Linked DNA regions of Homo sapiens: region 2 is linked to region 1. Evidence: chromatin contacts called from ENCODE Hi-C data. All regions are on one chromosome and are shown on one strand. The core of a region is the stretch at or near the end of the contact, and the rest is flanking DNA. Distances in the headings are between cores, read along the strand shown. Region 1 overlaps IRS1 (insulin receptor substrate 1). Region 2 has its middle 26 kb from the start of SCYGR1.

What was found. Hi-C counts contacts between places; a loop is a spot of excess contacts on that map. Pooled maps may share reads with other maps.
Region 2: a loop to region 1 is called in a pooled map, with 3 times the contacts of the local background. The contact joins two enhancer-like sites. A Hi-C loop is called at or near these places in 2 of 37 single-sample maps with no recorded cell type and 3 of 50 pooled maps.

The regions. Positions count from the first base shown.
Region 1 is chr2:226,765,757-226,772,486 of GRCh38, reverse strand. The region is part of intron 1 of IRS1 (insulin receptor substrate 1); the gene reads left to right. Among named protein-coding and RNA genes, the nearest start is that of IRS1, 31 kb to the left of the region's middle. Within about 2 kb of position 1,251, at least 8 of the 41 ENCODE cell types and tissues checked have a DNase peak (open chromatin) inside an H3K27ac peak, as active enhancers do.
Region 2 is chr2:227,410,700-227,418,166 of GRCh38, reverse strand. No RefSeq gene overlaps it. Among named protein-coding and RNA genes, the nearest start is that of SCYGR1, 26 kb to the right of the region's middle. RefSeq lists an enhancer at 6,358-6,557. Within about 2 kb of position 2,471, at least 19 of the 41 ENCODE cell types and tissues checked have a DNase peak (open chromatin) inside an H3K27ac peak, as active enhancers do.

The DNA.
Region 1 (6,730 bases), core at 2-2,501:
CTAGGTTGACTATTATAAGTGAAAGATCAAATGAAAGTATAGAACCATCATGGACAAGAAAAGAGGAGATGTGAATTTTATTCCCGATTCTGCCACCTCCTGGGAACTGTCATTCCTTGACCTGATTTTCTGGTTCACAAAATTGGAGATAGTAATATTGCCCCAGTCTGTCTTATAATGTTGTTTTGTGGATCAAATGAAATAACATATGAAAGTAAAATTGTAAGCTGTGAATTGCCTCTCATACACAGAGTTTGTCATGGTTTGAGTTATATCCCACCAACGCCCCTTTCACCCTTAGAACATAGGGGTGCTTTTGGTTTTTGTTCCTTCCTTATTAAAAATATTTTTTGAACTCAGCCAGCTTCCTAGATTTCTTGGCTGTAAGAGTATATCAAGATTGAGTGCCTGAAAAGATACAACAGTGTTGAGTCTCTTGTTCAGATATTTATTTTATGAAGTATGAGTATGGTGTACTGTTAAATTCTAGGAAACTGGGTTGCATTTATTAGCTTGGCATAGAAAAAGCAAAGTTCTACATGTGGGCTAAATTATGTTACAAGCTGTAAGTATAAATCAGGATTAATGGCTGAAATATATTTATTAAACTTTAAAAGGAGCTAGGTACATGCATTTTATAGTTCCTGTGGATTTAATTATATATAAAAACTTGAAAATAAAAGTATGACTGGGGAGTGCTGAATGTTTTCTTCTGTAGAATTCTTGACTCTACTCTTGAGTCTCAGCACTCTTTGACAGAGAGATCCAGTGCTGTGTGCTGTGCCAGGCAGAAGGCATGAGCATCTTAAAGAGATGGATTTATATATGTATATAAACATATATATAGATGTTTAAGTATATTATATGTATGTTTAAATATGTATTATATATATTCAAGAGACATATATACAACAATTTACATAATCCATGCTGTAAGGAAAGCAAAATAACGAAACTACTAAAATTCTAACTCCTGGCCTCTGGGTAATTATAAATCAGTAACTAACTGTGGTTCATGGCTCTCTGTAAAACTGTCCTATGAATTTCACCCTTCCTCCAACCTACTCCTTTGTTCCTCTCCTCATTTTCTATTTTGCTTTTCCTTGAGTGGTGGAGCCGAATGCTCTGAAGTAATTTTGGAACACAGTGAGCCTACTGAGCCACCGGACAGCCGGCTGATACCATGTGCTTGGGAACAGGAAAGGGGACCCAGCTATAAACTCCTCAGCAGCCATGCCATGCCCTATCACCGTCATCCTTCCCCAACACCTTCTGACCTTGATAAACACAGTCAGGACCAAGAATGTGCTCATATTTACATATACCACTCCCTCCCATAAAAATAGGGTAACCTTTAAAATCACAAACAACACAGCCCACACTACCAACGTTCTTCCGTCACTGACAGTGACAGGATCTAGCTAGTTCTCATGCTCCAAAAGTTATATATATATACATGAACTTTAAAGAGAGAGGGTCTCACTCTGATGCCCAGGCTGGAGTGCTGTGGCATCATCATAGCTTACCCCAAACTCTTGTGCTCAAGAGATCCTCCCACCTCAGCCTTCCAAAGAGTCCAGTTTATTGAGAAAAATATTCGAGTTAAAAGTATCCCTAAAGATAATAAAGCTCAGAATGTTCTTTCTACAGACAAATAGACTCAGGACCATACAGTGTAAGTAACTTGGTTAAGATGATACAGCTGTTACATGGTAGAGTTAGCAAACAAAAACAAAAATAAAAACCCTGATATTCTATCTCCAGGTTAATGTTTTCTCCCATGCTATACTACATCAGGTTGTACATGTGTAAAATGCTTTGTCTGTTTTGTATCTTTATATACAACATGTTGTACATATATGTTGCATATTCACATATATATGTGTCCAAAGACTGTATGTTATAGATGTCATTGTTCATTCATTTGATCCTCAAATATTTGTAAAGCCATTCACTATTTTGGCTTTACTATTTGCTGGGAATAGGGCTAGGAATAAGACTTCGTTTCCACACTTCTGAGCTTATGTTCTAGAGGGAGAAATAGGCACTAAACAGATCAAGTTAATTCAGATAGTGGTAAGTACTCTTAGGAAAAATTAGGCAGGGTGGAGGAGTTTATGAACAATGTATCATACTAAATTTATCAAAGAAGCTAAGTAGACCACACTCATATTTAGTTTTATTGTTTTTGAAGTTTCTTTTGAAAAATTCTATTGGGCAAGATGCCATTCAGCAATTCACACATGTTTGAGGGGAAAATCATAATTTATTAGAATAATTAAAGGCTTTAAAAGGTAGCTTGTTAAATGAAGTTTTCTCTTTCATATGTGGAGTGTTTGATTATTAGCCCTGCTTGAAAATACTTTCTGAACACTGGTAATCAATTGCCTGTATCTATGACATAGTCAACCCTAGTCATAAAGTTTTCAAAATGCATTCATGACTGCTAGGACTTTATTACTGCTCTTTTTTTTTCAACCTCCTATATCCTTTCTGGGAGAGGAGTAGATTTCCTAGTGCCTCCACTGCTTACCAGACAGGAGAGCAGTGAAACTGGGAGGCTACATTTTGTAAGACTTGAACGGCCATACTTTATATGGCAGTAAGGCGATCAATGGCTGATATGTCTCAACTAAGATGAATGTATACTTGTGATCAGTGAATGGACCGATAAATTCAGAAAAGTTGGAAGACTCCATTCCATTGGCTTATGACTAATTTTTATATGCACCTGTTTTTCTGGAGTCATAAATAGAAAGTTTTCTAGAGATAACGACAAGAGTAGTCCTTCCCTGTTATCTGCCTCATTCCTACTAAAACAATAGCTTTGTTAAACAACTTTGAGGTTATAATGATGGGTTGATAAGTTGTTGCTTTTCAAGTGAAAGTTAAGTTTCTAAGCCTCCCATGAAACGCGTCGGAAACCTAAAACAACATCTGCATGTCTAGATCTTCCATCCATGTCTGGTTGGCTGGAAGGACAGCCTCGAAATGGCTCTGTGGTTCCTTGGGGTGCTGCAGGCCTGCATTGCCTTGGTCTAGTCTTCCATAGATCTAATTGCTTTCTGAAGACACTCCGGGCAGTCTTGCAGCAGCTTCTGTTTCCTTGCCGGTCACTGATTATTTGAACCTGGACTGTCCTGAGTTCAGTGTCCATGTGTACTGCACTGCCAGTGACCATCTTTGGCAGGGCAAGGCTGATGGCCTTAGTTGTCTTCAGTTTCATCATCTGTTCATAACTCTTTTTTGACTCTGCTTAGTGGATTTTCATCTTTGGCATGTATTCCGTGCTTTAAGAATATATGGTCACAGAGTGATTCGGTGATAGTGGGAGTATTGAGTTGGGAGAATCCTATTACTAGTTTCTAGGTTCTGATGGTCTCTTCAGTTGCATAAACAATATTGCAATATATTGAATATAGTTACATAAAACATATTGAACATGAGTTCCTATTTTGCAGACAAGTGTTACAACATTGTTGTTAGAGAATGGGTCACTGAAGGCACCATCTGTCTTGCCTCAGTGAGCTCTGGTTACTTTAAAGAAGGATTCGCTGGGTGCGGTGGCTCACGCCTGTAATCCCAGCACTTTGGGAGGCCGAGGCAGGCAGATCGTGAGGTCAGGAGTTCGAGACCAGCCTGACCAACATGGTGAAACCCTGTTTCTACTAAAAATACAAAAATTAGCCGGGCGTGGTGGGGGGCGCCTATAGTCCCAGCTACTCCGGAGGCTGAGGCAGGAGAATTGCTTGAGCCCAGGAGGTGGGGGTTGCAGCGAGCCGAGATAGCGCCACTACAAGATTTTGGAGAACTTTTGATGGCATTTAGATTGGTTTAGTAACAGCCAGAACCTAGTTTCACATGAATTTTAAGGTCAGCAGGTACAGAGGAGAGTTCAGGGTGGTTTACTAAGCTGCTGTTGGTACAATATTTAGCACACAAACATTCAAATTTTTGATTAGCCCTTTGGCTTTGGTTTGGTTTATTTTAGTCTTATTGATGATTATTTGCTTATTATTTTAATATTTCATTACTTTATAAAATATATTTGTATCAATGCAACAAGTATATGTCCATTCATTTATTCCAAATCTCATTCCTTGTTGAGATTTGCTATGTGCCTAGACACATTTTTGGAAAACAGAGACTATGTGGTGAATCAGACAGATAGTAGGTTTCTGTGTTCGTGGAGTTTTTATTATTCCAAGGGAAGAAACAAATGATAACCAATGAAATAGTGTAAAGGGATAGAGAAGAATGGGTAGGGTGGGCCATTTTTGATAAGGGTAGCCAGAAAGGAGGCAGTGACTGAGCAAACATCTGAGTGAAGTAAGGGAGAGACTTATGGGGCGAGGCTGTGTGCTGGTGAAGAGTGTCCCAGTAGAAGCAGCAGATGCAGAATCCTATGCTGGGAACGATCCTATGTTCCGGTGCATCTGGAGCAGCAGGGATGGGGTAGAAGGTGTGATTGGGGTAGTAAGCTAGGGTCTCACAGGGCTTCATAGGCCATGGGAAGTTGCTTGAATTTCATTCAAAGTATGATGAAAGCCTGGGAATGTCAGTGTGTGTGCCTGGACCACTCACCATGTTACTAAGTTTTATTCTAGAGGGACATGGACTTCTTCTGTGTGACGTGTTACTCCTCATGCCTTTGAGTTTGATAGTGCCAATCAGCTGAGACCTCTTAGATAATGAACTAAAGCCACCTCTACCCTAGATTTTCATACATTCATTACCAGCATCACCGAGGCTTATTTTAGGGGTGGCTCCAAAAGGTTTCTTTTTTAGTCTTGCCACAGCGGCAGGCTGCACTAGCTTCTGAGATACCCATTGGTCAAACCAGGCCCTTTGCGTATTGCCACCAGAGTTCAGTCCTAGTTCCAGGCCTGTCTGGATGCTTGGCCACCCAGGTTATGATCATTAATGCATTCCTTGCAAGACATGTGTGCTCTGGTTTCTTTAAAGCAGGATCTCAATTCTATAAAGAATGGCTAAGGGCCCTTTTGTTGGGGGTGGGGTGTAAGGTGCTCATTTTAAGCCTCCACCAAACATTCCAGCTATCAAGAATTTATCCCAGTTCTTTTGTATTTTGAGTTGGCCTTTTTTTATTTTGGAAACCATGTCACCTGACGTGACCCATTCTCTCATTGGCCCTTATTATGGCTTGCGCTTATTTCAGCACTCTTTTTATCTTAAGTGGTTTTTAGGTTATGTGATCCAAATTTAGCCTTGCTGATAACACTTGGCTGCCATTTGACTGGCACTGTGTAGAAGTCTGTATGTTTTAGGAAGTAGAGTATTAGTTCATTTTAATCCTTTAATCTTCCTGTAGGCTAGATACTATTCTGCTCTAACACCTACATATCAGGCCTTTTTTCTGGTGACATGCAAAACCTGTAGTAGAAACATTTGGCACTAATCAGGTAAATGTGAGTTTGCTTTGACCTTCATTGCCTTTTTTTTTTTTAACTTGATTTTACTAACTTCCTGGAAAATTATGTTGGCTGAGTAAACTTTTAATGATGTTTTTTATTATACCATTTGCTTTTAGGTGTTAATTCTGTGATCATTCTTGTTTTGAGCTGCTCTCGACAGCTGGCTCTATGGTTTCATGAAGGCATGCTAGTGGGTTGATGAAACCGAATCCTACCATATGGAATGGTGGCAAGAGAGTGATCTTCATTATTTGAGTTCCTGCAATTATAAGGTTTTAGTAGGGAAGCAGAAGACACAAAAATATTCACTAATGAACTAAGCACTTCTAAACTCTGCCCTTGCTTATTATCTCTTTATACTTAATACCAGTGATCCTTCATCCAGTTTTATTCAGTGTGGAAATACACCTTTTGTGAAAGATGCAGCATTTCATAAAGTCAATGAAAGTAATGCTGGTGGATTGCTGGGTTTCACAAGCAGTCAATGACCAGTAAAGATCTAGCAGATGAGTCAACTGTTGAAGAAACAAATCAAAGATAATGACTACTTTAGTACTTCTAAAATGCATGGTAAAAATAGTATAGGATTGGCTGGGCGTGGTGGCTCACGCTGTCATCCCAGCACTTTGGGAGGCAAAGGCAAGTGGATCACTTGAGGCCAGGAGTTCAAGACCAGCCTGGACAACATGGCAAAACCCCGTCTCTACTAAAGATACAAAAATTAGCTGAGGTTGGTGGCACACGCCTGTAATCCTAGCTACTCAGGAGGCTAAGGCACAAGAATTGCTTGAACCTTGGAGGCAGAGATTGCAGTGAGCCGAGATCGTGCCACTGCACTCCAGCTTGGGCAACAGAGTGAGACCCTGTCTCAAAAAAAAAAAAAAAAAATATATATATATATATATATATATATATATATATATATATATAAGATTAAGAGAGGGCCTTGGGAAAATTCATAAAACCTTTGAATATTTCTACAGAAATGATTCTTTTTATGGTTGTTCCATGATGACCAAACAAGAAGTCGAAGTTGAAACGTGAAGGAAAAGTAATCCAAAAACATGAACACTTGATCAAACTTTGTTCATTTAAGAATTTTCTAGTAGATTCAATTAAAACATGCTTTGTTAAACATAAGGTAATATAGTTTTTTCATATATTTCAGCTTTATTCCCTAGTGTAAAATTTCAGTTAAATCCATTTACAATAAAAATTAGGTCCATGTTTTCAACAGATTTACTTTTTAAAGTGGCTTCTGTTTGGTTCCTGTTATGTTCAGCTGATGAAGACAT
Region 2 (7,467 bases), core at 1,222-3,721, 640 kb before region 1:
TGTGGGATTTTCATAGTGAGGCAGGCTGTGTACAGTGGCAAGGGGCATACAGAAACTCTCTGTACCCTCCTCAAAATTTTGCCATGAGGGAACTAAGCTATGAGGACACAAAGGCATAAGAATATACAACGGACTTTGAGGACTCAGAGGAATGGGTAGGAGGCAGGTAAGGAAAAAAAAAAACTACACTTTGGGTACAGTGTATGCTGCTCAGGTGATGGGTGCACCTAAATCTCAGAAATCACTACTAAAGAACTTATTCATGTACAAAAATAAATAAATGAAAAAAATTTTTCTGTGAACCTAAAACTGCTCTAAAAATATAATAAAGTCCATTAAGAAAAAGAAACTTTAGTAATGGCTTTGCTAAAATTATTGCTTGGTTCAAAGGAATCTACCATGATGATTTTTTTTTCTTCTAGAAAACTCTGTGGTATCTCTTTCAATTTAGCATTTATTGTTCACTTCCACTCTTTCAAGCCAAATTCACCATACCTAAGAGGGGGTGGTGAGGGTTATATATGTGGGAGTGCTGGTCACCAGACATACATGGGCCTCAGTTCTGATCATCCAGGAACCTACATGTCTTAGTCCCTTTAGGCTTGTACAACAAAAATATCATCAATGGGGTGGCTTAAACAATAAACATGTATTTCTCACAGTTCTGGAGGTTGGGAGGTCCAAGATCAAGGTGCTAGTAGGTTTGGCATCTGGTGAGGGCCCATTTCTGGTTCATAGATGGCCTCTTTCTCCCCATGCCCTCAACATGGCAGAAAGAGAACAACAGAGCTCTCTGGGGTCTCTTTTATAAGGCACTAATACCATTAATAAGGGTTAGGCCGTCATGACTTAATCACCTCCCAAAGTCCCCACCTCCTAATACCATCACCTTGGGGGTTAGGATGTCAACGTATGAATTTGAGGAGGACGCAAACATTCACTCACCATAGACGTAGGCCCTTCACTGTCAGGGACCAAGTCTGATTTGCCTTGGCCCTCCCCGCACCTAAGGTGGTACTTGGCACACATTATTTGCTTCATAAATGTTTACTGAGTGAATAAATGATTGAACAAATGAGAAAAACAAATGGAGATTCAAGAGGCGAGGCATTTATGGAGAAAAGATTTGAAGAAAAAAGAACACAGAGATGGCAAAGCTTGTATTTTTAGTATCCCTTCATCTGTTCCTTGGCAACTCCTATGTGAAAAGTGGCAGAGACAGAGTCAGGAAGCCTCGCTCCAGGTTTAGAAAACATTGTCAGGGTGGCAGAAAATCTAGTCCATTCCTTCCTGCTGACCCAACTCAGTCAACAGTTCCTTGCTTGGGAACATGAGGTTCAGATGCTGACATTTTTAAACAGCTGTGGCTTAAATAACCCCAAGAATTTCAGTATCCAGAAATAAAGGGAAGAGAAAAACTGGGTATGAGACTGGGTAAGTCAGATACAGCCACAGAAACGCACGGGGGAAGACCACACCTGGAAGCAAGGTTTTGCCATGAGGAATGATGAACACCAGTGAGTTCAGACTAATTTCGACCTTCACCCTTGCCCTTCACCCCTGCCCTTCACCCTGGCCATGGAGTCTCACCAGAGCAGGAGTCATTAACAGGGGTCCTATGGTGGGGTCCAAACCACAGGCAAAAAAAAAAAAGAAAAATCTGTGTTTTTATTTTTTTTTATTTGAATTAGTTGCCAAGATTTAGAAATTAGGAAATTTCACATCAAATCTGGATTTCCGGCTTCTTGTGAAAAAGCAGAAGATTTGGGAACAGCTGGCCTATGTTTCCTCATAACCACAATGGGCTGGGGGCGGTGGGGCGGAGGACGGTGTTTTCTCTGCCTAACTGGCTTCACTCCTTAACCCACGCTCCTGGACCTGCAGACACCGGTATTGGCAACCCTTGTGTCTCTGGGCACTACCCTGAAGAGGCCTTCAAGGAAATGAAGCTGACTGTGACGGCTGACTTCTGCAATATATTTCTGAGAGGATAAAATTATACTAACGAGCCATTCTGTTGAGTAGAAATCGAAGCTTCCTGGAGCTTCTCAATGATAAGCTCAAACAGTGAATGTCACAATACTATAATTGTCTTGGGTGATGTAAAGATACAAGGGCCAGTTATACATAAGACCAATTGTTCCTCTCTTTGCTCTGATCTGTTTGGCCCATTCTATATCATGTATATATCTGGGTCACATGTCCAAATGAAGGTAGGTTTTATCCACATTTATAAATGATTATGAGTTTACCAAAACTCAAAATAAGAAAATGTTGCTGCGAGAAATGGTCTAAAAAATTGGCTGAATTATGAAATTTGTACTTATTTGAAATACCATTTCCTACTGACATTTCCCTTCCGGCTGCCTTGGCATTAATGTAAGAATTATTTATGACTCAGCATTTCCCCACAACAGCTGCCCACAGGGCAGAGCATGAACTGAAGAAAAGAAAAGAACCATGCTGACTTTACTGTTTGAGCTCCAGCCCTCCTGGCTGAGGGGAGGCAGCCTGCTCTCAGGGGGTAGGGCAGGGAACAGGAGTCACTGGTGCTGACTGGGGTTCAAATCCTGACTCTGGGATGTACCAGGTATATGACCTTGAAACAATTGTCTGTATCAGGGATTGGCGAATCATTTCTTTTTCTCTTTCTTTTTCTTTCTTTCTTTCTTTTCTTTTTTTTTTCTTTCTTTCTTTCTTTCTCTCTCTCTCTCTCTTTCTTCTTTCTTTTTTTTTTTTTTTTTTTTTTTTGAGACAGGGTCACACTCTGTAGCCCAGGCTGGAGTGCAGTGGCACGATCATGGCTCACTGCCGTCTCAGCCTCCTAGTTTCAAGTGATCCTCCTGCCTTAGTCTCCTAAGTAGCTGGGACTACAGGTGCATGCCAGCATGCCTAATTTTTTTTTTTGGTTGGCGGGGGCGGGTCGTGGGTATTTTTTTGTAGAGATGGGGTTTTGCCATGTTGCCCAGGATGATCTCAAACTCCTGAGCTCAAAAGATCCACCAACCTTGACCTCCCAAAGTGCTGGGATTACAGGTGAGCTACCATGCCTAGCCTTGGCAAACAATGTCTGTGGAGAGCCAGCTACTGAATATTTTTGGCCTTGCTCACCATACAGCTTCTGTTGTAACTACTCAACTCTGCAACTTGTGTAGTGCAAAAATAGCCAATGGGCTGCTAGGGCTGCCATAACAAAGAACCACAGATTAGGTGCCTTAAGCAACAGAAATTTATTTCCTCACAGTTCTGGACGCTGGAAGTCCGACAACAAGATATTGGTAAGGTTGGTTTCTCCTAAGGCCTCTCTCCTTGGCTTGCAGATGGCCATCTTCTCCCTGTGTCTTCACGTGGCCTGCCTTCTGTGTCTGTCTGTCCTAATCTCCCCCTCTTTATCAGGATTAGGGCCCACCTTAATGACCACATTTTAACTTATTCACCTCTCTAAAGACCCTATCTCTATCTCCAGATACAGTCACATTCTAAGGCACTGGAGTTAGGACTTCAGCATATTAGTTTGGGAGGGACACTATAGTTAATAATAATATTGTATTGTGGCCGGGCACAGTGGCTCACACCTATAATCCTAGCACTTTGGGAGGCTGAGACAGGAGGATTGCTTGAAGCCAGAAGTTCGAGACCAGCCTAGGCAACATTGTGAGATTCCCGTCTCTACAAAAGGTATAACATAAATTTAAAAAGAAATTAGCCAGGTGTGGTGGCACAAAACTGTAGTCCTGGCTACTCAGGACACTGAGGTGGGAGGATCGCTTGAGGCCAGGAGTTTGAAGCGGCAGTGTGAGCTGTGACTGTCACTGCACTCCAGCCTGGGCAACAGAGTGAGACCCTGTCTCTAAGAATAATAATAATTATAATAATAATGTACTGTATACTGGAAATTTGCTAAGTGAGCAGTTGTTAGGTATTTCTACCACACACAAAAAGGTAGCTATATGAGATGAGGGAATGTGTTCATTTCACTGTAGAAATCATTTCACTATAGGAATATTTATTCTTTTTTCTCTCTCTTTTGGCCTGATTAAAATTTTTTAAAAAGGAAATCATTTTCCTATGTTTATGTATATCAAAACATCATGTTATATACCTTAAATATATACAATTTAAAAAATTAAGTGTCAAGGAGGAGGATAAAATTCAGCCCATAATACGTATGTAAGTGAATGGGTATGGCTGTGTTCCAGTGAAATCTCCTTTACAAAAACAGGCCCTTGCAAAATAAATAAATACATCATAAATAAATAAATAGGCCTCCAGCCAGATTTGGTGTGTGGGTCCTGGTTTGCAGACCACTGGGTGATACCATCTCCATTCCCTCCCTTCCCACCCTTTCTCATCTGCCTGTCATCAGACTCTTGCTCACATCATGCCACCTAAGGACCTCTCCCCAGGGTCACCTATGACTTCATTGTCACCTGTTCATCTCTGCGTCCTCCTATCTCTGGCCCCTCAGCAGTGTTGGCTCTGCACACATGATTCCTTTGAGAGCTTTTCTCCACTGGATTTCACATGGCCACAATTCCTACATTCCCTCCTGCCTCTCTCGCCCGCTCCTTCCCGGGCATCTTGGCTGGCAACTCCTCCCCTTCCCAGCCACTACGTGTTAGACTTCCTTAAAGCTCAGGGCTGGACTCCCTTCTTTTCTTGCTGTGTAATTTTTTCCAAGATGATCTCATCGACACCTACAATTTCAATTACCTTCTGTAAGCCAATGACTTCCAAATATATAGTTCCAGCCCGTACCTCTCCTCTGAGCTCCTGCCCATGAATCTAATCGCCTCCTTCCCATTTCCTCTTGTCAGTGTCTCTGTAACGTCTGTGTTGTGTGTCCTGGCTGTTTATGATTTGCTTTTCTTTGACAACTATAATCTCCAGGGTAAGTTTAGTTCCCTTCTAAAACCATTTCCTCGGGCCAATCTTCCCTGACCTGCCCTCCCCGCCCCACAGTCTATGCCAGACCCTCTTTCACTTGCTCTCCAAGCACACTGAGTATTTCTTCTGTATTCTTCAGAAATCCTGGTCTCTTACACCTCTTGGGTTCATTGTTCTCAGGTGGACAGTAAATTCCACAGGGCTAAGTCTACCGCCTTTCTCTTAGTATCGGAGCACTTAGCCCAGAGCCTGGCACATACGAGGGCCTCAGTAAATGCATATGGGATGATTGAAAAACTTTAAGTAAACTAATCAAACCCTCTGAGATACTGAGAATTGTTGTTTGATTTTAGTTCAGAGTATTTTGTATTGGGCTGTGCTTGTTTAAGTTGTAACCCTCAAGAAGGTTTCCTCTGTTTTTATATATATATATATTTGCCATCCCTTCTGTTTTCCTAAATTCTACCTAGGTAGAAAACTGAGATGGTTTCAAGAATGAAACACACTCTACTCGACAATTCTTTAGCTCTTGCATTTGACAAAAGGGATCAAGTTCTAGAGGATAGACCCTCTAGAGGCAGTAAATGCTCAACTATTTACTAAGTGTGTGACCTTGAGGAAGTTATGTCACCTCCTTTGTTACTCCCTGGGTTCTTCATCTGTAGAATGATGCCACTAACACCTACCTGTGTCACATGTATAGTGTATGCACAGGGTCTGACACAGTGCCTGGCAATAGTAGAGGTCCCCTATTTGTTTAACAGATTTTTTTTTTGTGCACTCAGAAATGGGACAGATACTGTTTCGGGCACTGAGGATACAGCAGTAAATGAATCAGACAGATCCTGCGCTCAGGGGGCTCACATTCTAGGGCAGGGGGGAGGTAAGTGTTGGTGGGGGAAAAGACAGGAAAGATAAAGCCAGATAAGAGCATAAAGATGAATGGGGTAGAAGTGACGGTGTTTTAGCTGTGGGGATCAGAGAAGACTCCCATAAGGTGAACAGGAGTAGGAGTCAAAGATATTCATTCCTCTATTCCTTTGCTCCTCTGCAGGGAGAAATCCTACTTCCCGTGGTTACTAGGGAGAATGCCTCACTCTAACTCATTTCTGTCTGGGTGGGAGCAGTGCCAACAGAAATAAGAGATGGGTTTCAGGAGGCTCTGGCCTTGATAGGCATATGTCATCCCACCCAGGGAGTGCAATGCAAGGTCTTGTTGGTTTCTTTATTCCATAATAGTTGATATGCAAACTAGATTAGGCACTGAGAAATGCTTCTGTGTGGCCGGGCGCGGTGGCTCATGCCTGTAATCCCAGCACTCTGGGAGGCTGAGGCGGGCAGATCACTTGAAGTCAGGAGTTCGAGACCAGACTGGCCAAGATGGCAAAACCCCGTCTCTACTAAAAATACAAAATTAGCTGGATGTGGTGGCACACACCTGTAATCCCAGCTACTCGAGAGGATGAGGCTTGAGAATCTCTTGAACCCGGGAGGCAGATATTGCAGTGAGCCAAGATGGTGCCACTGCATGACAGCCTGGGTGACAGAGCAAGACTCCGTCTCAAAGAAAAAGAGAAAAGAAAAAGAAAAAAAGAAATGCTTCTGTGTAATGGAACTTCTGTTTGGGGAGCAATAGGTAAAAATAAAACCCTAGGAAATCCCCAGGTCTCTCTCAATGGGTTTGAGGTAAGAGTTGGCAGGTTGGTTTCGCCTCTGCTTGCCTGTGGGCAGAAAACCAAATGAATCAAAAGGCAGCCAGAATGGAATAACTAGCACCTTAAGATGACACCAGGAAACCTTGAGGGTTTCGCAGGCCCTCAGGATCTAAGCAGACAGTATGACTAATTTGTCTGTGCCCTAGACTTAGCTGCCTGTCTTCCCACACTTGTGGCTTCTCCTGAAAGAGCAGGAATGGCTGTGTTGAGTTGTTGCCCTGCAAGGTTGGACTTGAATAAAATTCAAAACACTTCACATCTTTGGGACTTAATAGTTTTTCTGAAGTAAGCTCCATACAGTTTCTCCTGTATAGTCAATGGGAGGGAATAAGGAAGAATGGGATATGTCTCCCTCCAAGAACCCAGGCACATTGCGTAGCATTAATAGACCCAAACAAAAGGATTCCCCTTCTTTCTCCAGAATCCCTCTTCAGCTGCACAGCTTGCAGCCACGAGAAGGTGAGTCTCTGTTGTGGAGAGAGACACATTTGGCTGACTAGGGGTACTGAGAATTGTCAACCTATAAATAAAGCATTCAGTCAGAAATTGTTAAACTCAGAAAAGCAGCTGAGAAATTAGTAACGGTGTTACTACGTTAAGATTTAAAGAGCTGGCCAGGCACGGTGGCTCACACCTATAATCTCAGCACTTTGGGAGGCCAAGGCGAGTGGATCACCTGAGGTCAGGAGTTCGAGACCAGCCTGCCCAATGTGGTGAAACCCCGTCTCTACTAAAAATACAAAAATTAGCCAAGTGTGGTGGCACATGCCTGTAATCCCAACTATTCAGGAGGCTGAAGCAGGAGAATCGCTTGAGCCTGGGAAGCAGAGGTTGCAGTGAGCTGAGATTGTGCCACTGCACTCCA